2 separate regions of the Homo sapiens genome follow, and region 2 is linked to region 1. A link is a contact called in ENCODE Hi-C or POLR2A ChIA-PET data. All regions are on one chromosome and are shown on one strand. The core of a region is the stretch at or near the end of the contact, and the rest is flanking DNA. Distances in the headings are between cores, read along the strand shown. Region 1 holds the start of CD82-AS1 (CD82 antisense RNA 1). Region 2 holds the start of FNBP4 (formin binding protein 4).

Region 1 (4,016 bases), core at 900-3,399:
GCACTCACCCTGAGGAAGGTGGGGGGCTCCTGTGAGGAACTGGGTGGAGGAAGCCTTGAGAGTAGGGTTGGCCAGGGCTCTTCCTGAGCTCCAGAACATTCTGTCTGTTATCAGGAAGCGGAGCTGAATCCCACAGACTCCCTCCCGTCCTCCAGTTTGATAGTTATTCTGTAAGGGCACTAACGCCCCTTGGGGACCAAGGTGGGGACCTCGGCCTCTCCAGGATCCCCAGGGAGTCGTGGCCAGCCCCAGGCCTGTATTCTCCCTGCTGATGGTAAAGGGGTTGGTCCTGGCTGTGCCTCAGTGCTTAGGGGAGCAGATTAAAAACGCAGGTCCTTGGCCTCCTGCTGGGAGCGTCTTGGTCGGGTTGTAACGGACTCAAGCATCTGCATCCCTAAGAGGCTCCTCTGATCCACACTACTCTCCAGCCTTCTGGAGACGCCAGCACCCTCGCCCTCCAGGTGCGTCCCATGCCCTGGGGGTACAGTGTACCCATGCTGGTGAGTTAGAGATGACATGAGCTTTACCCTGTGTGATGGGTTGGGTGTCTTAGGAAATGTTGGCCAAGTGCCCCTGCAGGACTCCTGACCTCTACCTCCCGGAATGGGCCTGTCCACAGGTAGCTCTAAAGAGGGTCTTAGCCATCAGGCCCATTCCTGTACCTCCTAAGCATCATTTCCTCCCGGGCTTCTTTCTTGCTCTCACTGGTCCGTTCTCTCACCTTCTTTCCAATCTTCAAATAACCAAGCTCCTCCTTCCTCAGGCCTTTGCACCTGCTGTGTTCCCTGCCTGGAATGCTTTTCTTACAGATCTTTGCTTGGCTGACTTCTTCATTCATGTCTTGGCTCAAATGTCACTGGCTCAGGCTGGCCTTCGTCGACCCATTCTGACCCTCTCCCAGCCCAGCAGTTCTCTGCAGTTAGCCAGCTTTGGTATCTTCATGGCGCCCAACACAACCAGAAAACCTGTATTGTGTACTTTTTGTCTCCACTCCCCACCCCCAAATGTCAGACCTTGTTAGTCACTCTTCTGCATCCCCAGCAACTGGCACAGTGCCTGGCATGAAGTGGGCACCCAGTAAACATTTCTTGGCCGAATGAACATGCAGCACACCTGTAGCAATACATGTGCCCCGTGCATCAGTGGAAAGAGTGTGGCACTGGAGATTTGCATATTTTCAAATTCCAGCTCAGGCCCTTGCCTGTTCGCCTTTCTGAGCCTCATTTTTTTCTTCTGTGAAATGGCCATGCTAGTGCCTGCCAGGCAGGGTGATGTCAGAGTTGGAGACGGCGTGTGGAAAGCCCATGAGGCACAGTGAGTGGGCAAGAAAGGCTGGTGTTTGTTATTATATGGACAAGAAGGAAGGCGGGTTAAAAATCAGCTTGGAATCTTAATGTCAGTGGCCCCTGGAGAACCAGCCAGCCTCTTGTCTGTCAATTCCGCAGATATTCACTGTGCACAGCACCTCACTGCGAGAGGCGCTGTTCGAGCTGGGGGTTCCCCAGGAATAAAGTGAAGCTTCTGCCCTCATGCACCTCAGGTCCTTGGTGGAGGGGGAGAGCAGACAATGAGCAAGAAGAATCAGTGAAATGTAGTCTATTCAATCCTGAGAAGCCTTACGAAGTAAAAAATAAAGCCGGGAAGGGGCTTAGGCTGGATGAGGGTGTGGATTGCAATTTTACTGGGGGAGGGACACAAGTGGGGATGGGGGTGACCTGGTTCCCTGTTGGGCAGTGAGAAGCCAGCAGGGGAATGCAGCTGACCCCAACACCCTGGCTCCAAAGAGGGGATCCGGAAGAAGACCTGGACGGTTAGGCCAGGTGTTTATACCTGCTGTGCCCACTGATTTTGTACTTCTTCTTCCCCCTAGAAACCTCCTCCAGCTCGCTTAGGATGGGGGCCTATGTCTTCATCGGCGTGGGGGCAGTCACTATGCTCATGGGCTTCCTGGGCTGCATCGGCGCCGTCAACGAGGTCCGCTGCCTGCTGGGGCTGGTGAGTACGGATCCCTCCGCAGCTGCCTGCCCATTTCCTCTCATCCAGCCGAGTGCAGCCTGACCGCGGCGCTGGCCGTAACATCGGGTGGAGAGCATCTCTCGGGGCACGCAGGCTGGGTGCACCTGGTCGGGGACCCTCAGCTGACTTTGTGCCTGCTCTGTGTCCCCAGTACTTTGCTTTCCTGCTCCTGATCCTCATTGCCCAGGTGACGGCCGGGGCCCTCTTCTACTTCAACATGGGCAAGGTAAGCCCCTCTCTCCCTCCCTCTTCACTGGGCTGGACCAACCATGGGGGTGATTGACTGAGTGTGGGGGATGGACAAGGAACCCCCCCAGTTGTCACAGACAGATCCAGTAGGTGTCAGGGACGGCCTCCTGGACACTATTCCTTGTGATCAAATGGGGGAGCGTTAGAAGAGAAGGCGGCAGGTGTGGGCAGTCCCCGCTGGGCCTGGATCTTAGCCTGACCCCCCTGCTTTCTAGCTGTGTGGCCTTGGGCAAGCTGCTTGCCTCTATGTGCCTGTTCCACCATCTGTAAAATGGAAACAATAAGAAAACTGAACTCTCAGAGTGGTTGCAAAGATTATTCGAGATTATCTGAGTGAAACACATAGCGCATGGCACCATAAGTACTCAATAAATGTTATTCTTGTTATTATTAAGATACTTTAGCAACTATTAAATCCATGCCACTCACCCACAAATGAGGTTTAGAAGGAGACCGTTAATAAAAACATCAGTCTTGTGTCCGAGGGGAGATGTTCAGCTTTCAGAAACAGAAAATCAGACTTACAGCGGCTTAAAGTTGAAGGACATCTGTGGTTGACTTGACCGGAAGTCTGGTTTGGAAGCTCAGAGGCCCTGGTTCTGGCTGTTGAGCATCCTCGCTGGGATGGCTTTCCTGCATTATGACACTTACCTCGTGGTTCCAAGATGGCTGCCACAGCACCAGGCACGATGTCTGTGCCGCTGTGGCCTGAAGATGGGGAAGTGGGCAGTGCCAGACATGGCCATCCCTTTTATCAGAAAAGGCGCAGTGGCTCATGACTGTAATCCCAATACTTAGGGAGGCAGAGGTGGGAGGATTGCTCTGAGACTAGCCTGGGCAACATGGTGAGACCCCATTTCTACAAACAAATTTTTAAAAATGCTAGCCATGGTGGTGTTCACCTGTGGTCCCAGCTACTCAGGAGGCTGAGGCAGGAGGATCCTTGAGGCCAGGAGGTTGAGGCTACAGGGAGCCATGAAACAGAGCTTGGGGCAACAGAGTGAGACCCTGTCTCAAAAAAAAAAAAAAAAAAAAGTCCTCCAACAGACTTCCCCAGACTGGGTTACAAAGCCACCCCTGGTTGCAAAAGAGGCTGAGAATGTGAGTATCCAACTTTCAGACTCTAAAGACAGAGGCACAAGAGAGAAAGGAGCCAAGAATGGCTGTTGGGTGAGCCAGTTAATTGTGAGTCACAGTTATCACGTAAGAAGCACCTACTGTGTGCACGTGGGATCTTCTAGAAACTTTCCATACAGCGTCTTGTCCTCACAATGGCTCTGCAGGGTTTTATGTTGACAGATGGAGAAGCAGATGCTCTGAGATGAAGAGCAATAACAACATAGATAACAGTGACTCTAACACCCACCATCCCTCCAGTTGAGTCCATGCACAGCATATACCAAGTACAGTGTTGACCACGTTACACTCCTCCTCTCGCAGATCCTCACTAGGCCCTCTCAAGGTCGTGGGAGAATCCCCGTCCTGCAGATGAAGGAGTAAGGACAGCCTAGGCTCCCTGACTCCGAGTCCTGAGTTCACCCGTCCCCAGACCCTGCTGCACATGGCCTGTGGCCTAGCAGACCCTTAGGGTCCCTGCTTCCAGTGCCACCAGTTCTTGTCCACCAGGGAGGGTGGCAGAGCCGGCAGCCAGATAGGCTCCTGCCCTTCACCACTTGAAGGTCAAGTTGCCTGAGATCCCTCTTGGAAGGAAACTGAGAAAACACTATACCAACATCAACATCAACAAATAA
Region 2 (3,820 bases), core at 1,100-3,599, 3.2 Mb after region 1:
AAGCTAGTGGGAGGACCAGAAAACTAGTTATAAAATAGCATCAGGAAAAAAAAACAGTAAAAAACGTTTTGGGTAAAGAAAAACAACAAATTTTGCACTGGTCAAAGTGTATATACATCAACATTCTCTCACAAACAAAAATAATCTTAAATCATATTTTTGGGAGAAATAATGTTAGCAACACTAAAGCATTCAGCAAAACATTCTATGTACAAACCCAACTTGACTTTAATGAAAGACGTGGGAGAAAAAATGTAAAAAACAAAACAAAAGCATACCTGTTGCTTTAACAGCTGTGGGTCTAGTGGTCATGACTGGTTTTGGAGGATTCTGAACAACTCTAGGAACCTCCTGCACCGCTTCCTGTTCATCTGGATTAAAAAAAAAGAAAAGAAAAGAAAAGAAAAGAAAAGAAAAGAAAAGAAAACTGCAGTCAGATTCCAGACCAGAGAAAACACTAGAGGTGACAAACCAACCTTTGATTTAACATTTCAGCTCTAGATTCCATCAATTTTTTAAAAAGTGCATTTCGGATGGGTTCGCACCTGTAATCCCAGCACTTTGGGAGGCCAAGACGGGGGGGGGGGGGGGCCACTTGAGGTCAGGGGTTCAAGACCAGCCTGGCCACCATGGTGAAACTCCATCTCTACTAAAAATACAAAAAATAAAAAAATTGCTAGGCATGATGGCACTCGCTTGTAATCCCAACTACTCGGGAGGCTGAGGCAGAAGGATCGCTTGAACCCAGGAGGCAGAGGTTACTGCAGCCTGGGCCACAGAGGAAGACTCCATCTCAAAAAAAAGAAAGGACATTTCATTGACCCAAATAATTGGGAGATAATAAACACAGAGCTGGAATCTTTTTTTTTTTTTTTTTTTGAGACGGAGTTTCGCTCTTGTCGCCCAGGCTGGTCAAACTCCTGACCTCGAGTAATCCGCCTACCTCGGCCTCCCAAAGTGCTGGGATTACAGGCATGAGTCACCGTGCCCTGGAGTCTTTCATCTGCTTACAAACTTCAACATCAAGGGAAGACTCTTACCATGGTAAATAAAAATTATTAATACATCTGCATGGCCGGGCGCGATGGCTCTCGCCTGTAATGATCGCTTGAGCCCTGGAGTTCGAGACCAGCCCGGGAAACATGAACTCCGTCTCTACTGAAAATACAAAAATTAGCCGGGCATGGTGGCAGGGTCCTGTAGTCCCAGCTACCCAGGAGGCTAAGGCGGGAGGATCGCTTGAACCCGGGAGGTGGAGGTTGCAGTGAGCCCAAGATCGCGCCACTGCACTCCAGCCTGGGCGACAGATTGAGACATTGTCTCGAAAAAAACAAAACAAAACTCTTAAAAAGTTACATCTGCAATACTTACAAATACATACAAAAACAGTAAGTATTCTCCAGGCTATGATAGGACCTTTACAAGACACACCAAACACTGCTATTGCGGATTTTTTCCAATTAACGAACCAGCGTGATCTCTGAACATGTGAAACGGTCGCGGCTTCTCCGGCGCCTAGTCCTGGAGTCACTTTTAATCTAAGCACCACTCCAGTGAGAACCACACAAATACTTAGGAACCTACCAGCTCCATTTCTCCAGCAGTTCTGCTAGTGTGGGGATGCTTACTAGCTGGAATATTAAGAGCTTTTTCTAAACGTCTCTATCCCCGTTTCGACAAAACCGAAAGGAGGCAGATGACGTGTGGAAAGGCCTGGCCCACAGTCACAGGCCGCGCACGCGGAAACTCATCCTCACATCCACCCTCTGCGTTACCCAAAACCGACCCGGGGCGTTTGGGAGACTCAGGATGCCCGAACTTCGGTCATATTTCAAACGTTCCCGGGGCAAGCCCTGCACCACAGATGGCGCCTCGGGCTTGGCCCGGGCCGAGGGCGCAGAACTCGGCCTGGCCCTTCTGCGGCCCGGAGCCCAGGGCCGCCCCGCCTGCAGGCCCGCAGCAGGCAGGCCTCGGAAGCCGACCTCGCCCGCCTCCCTCGCCGGGTCTGGCCAGGCGCCGTGAGGAGCCTAGGCCGCAAGCCCTGAGCTCGAGTTCAGGTCCCCCCGCGCACCCTTGCCTTCTGAAGGCGAGTCGTCCGAGGCCGCGGCGGCAGTCACCGCGGTGGTGGTGGTCGTCGCCGCCGACGGGGCGGGCTGGCTGGGGACCGCCGCGGTTGAGTCCGGCTCAGTGTCGGGTTCCGGCTCCGGGTCCCGGCCCGGCGTGCTGCCCCGAGGACCCGGCGGAGAGAGTTGCAGGATGGGCCTACGGCCGGGTACCGCCCGGGACTTCTTCCCCATCGCGAGCCCAAGCGCGAGCAGAGAGCGTCGGGCGGCCGAGAGGGGCGGGCACTGGAGGCTGGGCGCTGGGCCCTGGGCGCTGCGACGCGTAATCAATATTCATACACCGTGACACCGCCTCCAGCCCGGATCCGCTTTCAACCAGCGGAGCACGCGCTTGCGCAAGCGCCTCGGACCCTTCGGCTCTTCTGGCTCCTCCTCACCAGGAGAAAGGGCGGGATTACCAACTGCGCTAGGCGATTGGCTGTTTTGACCCAGAGAAGGGACCGGTGGCCAATGGAAAAGGAAAAAGGGTGAGAGTCCAGCCAATAGTGCGGTAGGGCCTGAATTAGAACGACTTCCCCACTTCCGTCGGGTTCCACCCATGCGCTTTCCCCAAGCCTTTTCTTTGCCTACTTGTCCTCCATCTTGTGGCTATTCTCGGCCTAGAGTTTCATGTTGTCTGTCTTCTAGAAAGGTGTGCTGCTGGGCCCAGCTCACTCACGCCTGTAATCTCAACACTTTGGGAGGCCGAGGCGGGTGGATCACGAGGTCAGGAGTTCAAGACCAGCTTGTCCAAGATGGTGAAACCCCGTCTCTACTAAAAATACAAAAGATTTAGTCGGGCGCGGTGGCAGGCGCCTGTAATCCTAGCTAGTCGGGAGACTGAGGCAGGCGAATCGCATGAACCCGGCGGCAAAGGTTACAGTGAGCCGAGATCGCGCCACTGCACCCCACCCTGGGTGACAGAGTGAGACTGTCTCAAGAAAAAAAAGAAAGGTGTGCTGTTTTCTGAGCCCTTCCCCACGTTTCGCCCGGATTATTGTGGCTTACTTTGGGTATAGCATTGAACATTAAATGGGACAGTGGGTCTTTTACGCTTTTGTAATTTCCTGCAGCACACAAATAGATGTCTCATATTTTCTCGCTTATTAGCTGGGAAAAATCACGAGATACTCCACTACCTACAAGGAAAAAGCCTAAAATTGTTGGGATGGCATACAGGAACCTTACCAGTTTTGTACTACTATCGTCAACATGCTTTAATTTACCCTTGCTTTAACACTGCCCCCTCTCCCGTCTCCTGCCTCTGGAGCCCGCCACTTGGAGCATCACCTCCCTCACTTTTCCTTTGCACTGACTGGAATAATTACTGCATCACATGATGAAAGTCTTTTATTGTTTCATCAGGGCGCAATGCAGACGCAGTGCAGGCGTGACCTCTCCTGCCCAGCCTCTCCCTGGCACTTGACATCCTGTTGACATCCGTCTCCCCTCTAAACTAAGGAATGCGAGTGGTATTTATTTTTATATCCGCAGCAGCTCAGTTCCCACTAAAAATATCTAATACTTACTGAGCTCTATGTGTCAGTCACCAAGCACTTTACACGTAGAATTGCATTTGATCTTTTAAAATGATTATTTCTAATTTTATTTTTAAACGTGTCTTGCTCTGTCATCCAGGTTGGAGTAACGTGGCATGATTATAGCCCACTGCATCCTCAAACTCCTGGGCTAAAGCCATTTTTTTTTTGAGACGGTGT

What was found. Hi-C counts contacts between places; a loop is a spot of excess contacts on that map. ChIA-PET counts read pairs that join two places held with the same protein, here RNA polymerase II (POLR2A). Pooled maps may share reads with other maps.
Region 2: a map with no recorded cell type shows a loop between it and region 1 (8-fold over the local background). The contact joins the promoter of FNBP4 here to the promoter of CD82-AS1 in region 1. A Hi-C loop is called at or near these places in 1 of 37 single-sample maps with no recorded cell type and 1 of 50 pooled maps. POLR2A ChIA-PET finds 5 or more read pairs at or near these places in 1 of 52 experiments (naive thymus-derived CD4-positive, alpha-beta T cell).

What each region holds. Positions count from the first base shown.
Region 1 is chr11:44,603,188-44,607,203 of GRCh38, forward strand. It overlaps CD82-AS1 (CD82 antisense RNA 1), which reads right to left and starts at 2,150. Exons shown (of 2, transcript NR_182290.1): 1 at 1,831-2,150; 2 at 1,321-1,543. CD82 (CD82 molecule) reads left to right here. Exons shown (of 10, transcript NM_002231.4): 5 at 1,871-1,995; 6 at 2,168-2,242.
Region 2 is chr11:47,764,992-47,768,811 of GRCh38, forward strand. FNBP4 (formin binding protein 4) reads right to left here and starts at 2,350. Exons shown (of 17, transcript NM_015308.5): 1 at 2,078-2,350; 2 at 279-371. The coding sequence starts at 2,297. RefSeq lists enhancers at 715-1,640, 1,435-1,494, 1,641-2,565 and a silencer at 1,755-2,364.